Linked DNA regions of Homo sapiens: region 2 is linked to region 1. Evidence: chromatin loops called from intact Hi-C (ENCODE). Cell type or tissue: mucosa of descending colon. All regions are shown on one strand. Each heading gives the region's core, and the rest is flanking DNA. Links, peaks and the distances in the headings are about the cores only.

Evidence for each region. A loop is a pair of places that touch in the nucleus more often than their neighbours do. Peaks named below come from ENCODE experiments on the same cell type or tissue, not always from the same donor. Only the 100,000 strongest peaks of a DNase experiment are listed, where the experiment ranks them.
Region 2: a loop joins it to region 1, with 2.0 times the contacts of the local background. A loop is called at or near these places in 39 of 110 quality-filtered maps.

What each region holds. Positions count from the first base shown.
Region 1 is chr14:50,403,331-50,406,252 of GRCh38, reverse strand. No RefSeq gene overlaps it. Among named protein-coding and RNA genes, the nearest start is that of CDKL1, 7.9 kb to the right of the region's middle. In mucosa of descending colon, for the core only: no CTCF peak of the experiment used is centred there; no DNase peak of the experiment used is centred there.
Region 2 is chr14:50,341,510-50,344,431 of GRCh38, reverse strand. It overlaps CDKL1 (cyclin dependent kinase like 1), which reads left to right. Exons shown (of 10, transcript NM_004196.7): 5 at 2,210-2,300. Among named protein-coding and RNA genes, the nearest start is that of DMAC2L, 31 kb to the right of the region's middle. In mucosa of descending colon, for the core only: no CTCF peak of the experiment used is centred there; a DNase peak (open chromatin) is centred at 1,586.

The sequences.
Region 1 (2,922 bases), core at 255-2,754:
CCCTCGACATGTGGGGATTACAATTCAAGATGAGATTTGGGTGGAGACACAGAGCCAAACCACATCAATAGACCAAGCGAGCAGAACAGAGAGCCAGAAATAAACCCTTGCATCTGGACAAATAATTTTTGACAATAATGCCAAGACTACAAAATGGGGAAAGAACATGCTCTTCAACAACTGGTGTTAAGAAGACTGGATATCCACATGCAAAAGTTGGAACATTATCTTACATCATATACAGAAAGTAAGCCAAAATGGCCAACATGTAAGCCCTTCATGTAAGATCTAAAGACCTAAATGCAAGATCTCCAATTATCAAACAAAGCACTAATGTAAGATCTTCAATTATTAAACTTCCAGAAGAAAACAGGAGAAAAGCTTCAGGACATTGGATTTGGCCATGATTTCTTGGATATGATACCAAAGGCATAGGCAATGAAAGAAAAAATAGACAAATAGGACATCAAACTTAAAAACATCTGTGAGTCAAAGGAATCAGTCAACTGAATGAAAAGGCAGCCTACAGGAGAAAGTAATTGTAAACCATATATCTGATAAGAGATTAATGTGCAGGGTATATTAGGAACTTCTACAACTCAATAACAACAAAAACATAACCAAATAACCCAGTGAAGAAATGGGCAACAAACTTGAATAGACATTTCTCCAAAGAAGATATACGAATGGCCAATAAGCACATGAAAAAATGTTCAGCATTACTAATCATTAGGAAAGTGCAAATCACAACCTCAATAGACTATCACCTCACATCCATCAGGATGGCCACTATCAGGAGAACCAAAAATAACAAGTGGTGGCAAGGATGCAAAGTTAGAACCCTTGTATACTGTTGGTGGGAATGTGAAATGGTGCAGTCACAGTGGAAAACAGTATGGCAGTTCCTTAGAACATTTAAAATATGTTCACCATATCATCCAACAAGTCCACTTCTGGGTATATACCCAGAAGAATTCAAAGCCAAACCTTGCAGAGGTGGAAGCAACCCAAATGTCCATCCACAGATGAATGAAGAAAGAAAATGTGGCTGGGCGTGGTGGCTCACGCCTGTAATCCCGGCACTTTGGGAGGCTGAGGCGGGTGGATCATGAGGTCAGAAGATCGAGACCATCCTAGCTAACACGGTGAAACCCTGTCTCTACTAAAAATACAAAAAATTAGCCAGGCGTGGTGGCGGGCACCTGTAGTCCCAGCTACTCGAGAGGCTGAAGCAGGAGAATGGTGTGAACCCGGGAGGCAGAGCTTGCAGTGAGCCGAGATCGCGCCACGGTACTTCAGCCTGGGCGACAGAGCGAGACTCCATCTCAAAAAAAAAAAAAAAAGAAAATGCAGTGTCTACACACAATGGAATATTAAGCAGCCTTAAAAAGAAGGAAATCCTGTCACATGCTGCAACATGAATGAACCTTGAGGACATTATGCTAAGAGAATTAAGCCGGTCACCAAAGGACAAGTACCATATGATTTCATTCACATGAAGTATCTAAAGTCATGAAAATCATAGAAACAGAAAGTATGAAGGTTAGGGTTAGAGTAACCAAGAGCTAAGGGGAGAGGGAATTCCTATTTAGTGGATAGAATTCCACTCTTGCGAGATGAAAAAGTTCTAGAGATCTGTGTACAACAATGTGAATGTACTTAAACTATGAAACTATACACTTAAAAATGGTTAAGACAGTAAATTTTGTGCCTGGTGCAGTGGTACGTGCCTATAGTCCCAACTATTCAGGGGGCTGAGATGGGAGGATCACTTGAACCTAGGAGTTCAAGACCATAAGCCGGACACAGTGGCTCATGCCTGTAATCCCAGCACTTTGGGAGGCTGAGGCAGGTGGATCACCTGAGGTCAGGAGTTTGAGACCAGCCTGGCCAACATGGTGAAATCCCGTCTCTACTAAAAATACAAAAAATTAGCTGGGCGGTGGTTGAGGCCGCCTGTAATCCCAGTTACTCAAGAGGCTGAGAGGCAGGAGAATCGCTTGAACCCTGGGGGTGAAGGTTGCAGTGAGCCAAGATCAGGTCACTGCCCTCTAGCCTGGGCAACAGAGCGAGACTCTGTCTCAAAAAAAAAAAAAAATTACTGTAGTGAACTATGATCATGCCTGTGAATAGCCATTGCACTTCAGCCTGGGCAACATAGTGAGACTTCATGTCTAAAAAAAAAAAAAAGGTAGTACATTTAATGTTATGTGTTTTTTACCACAAGAAAATATAATGGAAGCATTTCAAAGAAAAAAAAAGAAATGGATGCATTTCTAAGATAATCTGTATGAAATCTATTTTATGTAAAGCGAGAAATATTTTTAAATGCAAATAATTCATACTTCTTGCCCTTTCCTCTCTTCTTCCCCATTTTGTCATACTTTATTTTATGTCTGTTTTAATATTGGGTTCCCATAAGGTAGATTTATATTTCTTTAACCATAATTAGAGCTACCTAATTTGAAGCCAACAGTACAGTAGTGTGAGAAGAATACAACTTGAAATTGAGACCCAGGTTCTAGGCCTGTTTGTTGTCACAGATTTGCTTTTGGACTCTGAATGAGTCATTTAAATTTTCTGTATCTGTTTCCTCAAATGCCAGATGTGCCTTCTCTCCTTCACAGACCCTTGTGAAGTGTTTTGAAAAACAAAAAGTACAATGTAAACACCAGCCCTCCAAGTCCTCCTATCTAGTTTCCTCCATGGAGGAACCCCTCTTGGGGGGAGGCAGGAGAGTTTGCTCTGCAAGGAAACACAGTGTTTCATCTTGACAAAGTGGCTTCTGAGTCTCCAGTGCCCAGCATGGTGTCTGACACATGTCAGCAGGAAAAGTTGGCTTTCCAAACTGCTGATTCTGTGTTACAGCTTTAAGCTAAATTCAGAAAGTAATTAATGTTCTTTCCTATTTATTCGATCTCA
Region 2 (2,922 bases), core at 257-2,756, 62 kb after region 1:
CTTAGAAACTACTCAGATTTAAGGTAGAACCCCATTCACTTGGAGTCTATGTGGTCTTGTACTCCCAAAAGGCTATGAAATTGGGGAAAACCCCAGGTGATTCATGCCTGCTTAGCTGCAGTATGTCAGTTGCAGTAGGTGGAACCCCAAACCCAGTGCAAAGTGCCAGTGTCTGCTTTGGTGAGATATGAGTGTCGAGTCTCGAACCAAGCAACCTATCGAAAGCCTGTGACACTCCTGGCCACAGGCGGCTGGTAGAGGCATAGTAGACTATTGCCCAGGTGACGTGACTTCACAGATGCTGGGAAGCCTGCTGCCCCATCCAATACAATACTGCCCACTGTGCATAGAAACCAGATTCCAAAGTTAGAGCTTCGTTTTGGCCATGAGTGCAATTTCACTGCAATGTTTTATCTTACTCAACTGCCAGGGTCAATTTAGGTGGTAGGGCTAAATCTCCTTCTTTATATTGTTCCAAATGATTTTTCCTGATGCTGCATTCCCGGAAGGAGGAAGTATGAGAGTAGACAGCACTTCTCCCTGAGGAGCCTCCAACTAGCTAAAGGCTATAATCCTTGTAATACACAGGGGAGAGTGGACACCCATATTGTTAGTTACTATGACTTACCACTCTTTCAAGAGCAGGTTTTAGGATGGGGGAGCAAGAGAGACTGCACCAAGACCCTGGTAGGGCAGATCTGGGATGCTAAAAACAAATATAATGCATACCACAGTTCCCTGGAGAGCCCCAGACACCCTGTTTGGCTCCATGTGCTGATGGGGGTGGGTGCAGAAACTTGTAAAGAATTCCCAGAACAGAATAGGAGCACATGCTTGCTTACAAGTACTTCTGACCATATGTCATCATGATATTCATGGTGTACCCATTTATAGCAATATGTGAAGCCAGTGGTAAAAAGAATAGAGATCTCAGGATGTTAATTGCTAAGAACCAGATCGATTATAATAAAATCCCAAAGTTGTTTTATTTACCCCAAATTTTCCAGAATAATAAATACCCATGGGGAAACATTGACACTGATCTCTCATCCTGAAGGTCCTTTGGAGTGAGAACTGGTCATGCCCAAGAAGAACCCAAGTCCTCTCCAGATTCTTAAGAATAACCCCAGGGTTTCAGGCTGCAGGCCAAAGAGGGTCTCTCAGGTTGCAAACGATCTAGCATTCTCCTCCTAAGAGGAAAACACTTGGGAAAGAGGAAGATTATTAGGGACCCTGAGCAGTATTTTGACCCAACTCAAAAAAAAAAAAAAAAAAAGTAACTCTTAATTAGGTTGTTGATTTGTTCTTTGCCAAAGAAATTGTCATTTAATGAGAAAATCATGTGAAGATTCTCAAACGTTCTTTTCTCTAAGATCACCCTGTTTAAGAATGTTGGCTGTGGGCTGGAAACCACAGGTGATTTGAGTCTAAATTCTGGAGGGGGGGCCGCATCTCGAGGGGTGGCTGCAGCTCTCAGAGCACTTGTGTGTGGGACAGAGCTGACATCTAGCGACTCTCCCCAGAGGGTGAGGGCTGCTGCCTACTCTTGTTTATCTTGTCCGGATGAATGTCAGAGCTGGAAGGGAAATCTCTTGGCAAGCTGTGGTTGCCACCCTTCTCTTCCCAGCTTATCTCAGCAGGCCCAGGGCTTGTCCTGTTTACGAGGCTGACTGTGTTCTGTTCACAGTTAAACAACTGAATTGTGAATTCTGCTTATGCACCAATTTGCAGCTCCTGCAACCATGATGCAGCCTCACCCGGACCTTTCAACATTTTCCCTTTCACCTAAAACTGTCAGATTAAATACAGGACACCCTGTTAAATTTGAATTTCAGATAAACAAGCATAACTTTTAGTATAAGTACATCCCAAGTGCTTCATGGGATGTATTATCCTAAAAAAATTATTTGTTTATCTGAAATTCAAATTTAACTGGGTGTCCTGTATTTTTCTCTGCTAAGACCGGCTACCCTACTTTCATTTTCCTTTCACTCTTCTTGGCTCTTTTGGGCCTTTTAGGAATTTGGGATGATTCAGGCTCTGACAGGCATGGTACTAGATTTATTTTAGGCTGCTCTTTTGCTGTTGTCCAACAGGCCAAGGAGAGATTTAAATGATTTATCCAATATTTGCTAAATAGTCATGTGTTTCATTTATCCCATATATAGTTCAGCCTTAATATTGTTTTTGTTTTGATTTGTTACACTAGTGCATACATAGAGACGTGAAGCCAGAAAATATCCTCATCACGAAACATTCCGTGATTAAGCTTTGTGACTTTGGATTTGCTCGGCTTTTGAGTGAGTATTGACATTTTCTTTTGTTAAGTATAAAAAATGAAAAAGTTCTTGATACAACAAAGGATCTAAATGCTCTAGAAGTATACAAGATAGTACTTGTATATTTAGGGCATAAGTGTGCTATAAATTATAATTTTGTAATTACCGAAAATGTGTAGATAATACAATGGTTTACCTATGTATGCTATCCATAAATTATACCACAGTAAAGTAGTTATTAAAAAGTATCTTACCTCCCTGATTTCTACCATTTCTTGCTAAAATACTTTTCAGAAGTGCTACTTTAGAATAGTGGCTTTCAACCTTGGAGGCAGATTAGAATCACCTGGGGAACTTTTTTTTTTTTTTTTTGAGACAGGGTCTCACTCTGTTGCCCAGGCTGGAGTGCAGTGGCACAGTCACAGCCCACCACAGTCTCGACCTCCCCAGTTCAGGTGATCCTCCCACCTCAGCCTCCTGAATTGCTGGGACTACAGGCATGAGCCACCACACCTGGCTAAGTTTTGTATTTTTTTTGTAGAGACGGGGTTTCACCACATTGCCCAGGCTGGTCTCGAACTCCTGGGCTGAAGCAAACCACCTACCTCGGCCTCCCAAAGTGCTGGGATTACAAGTGTGAGCC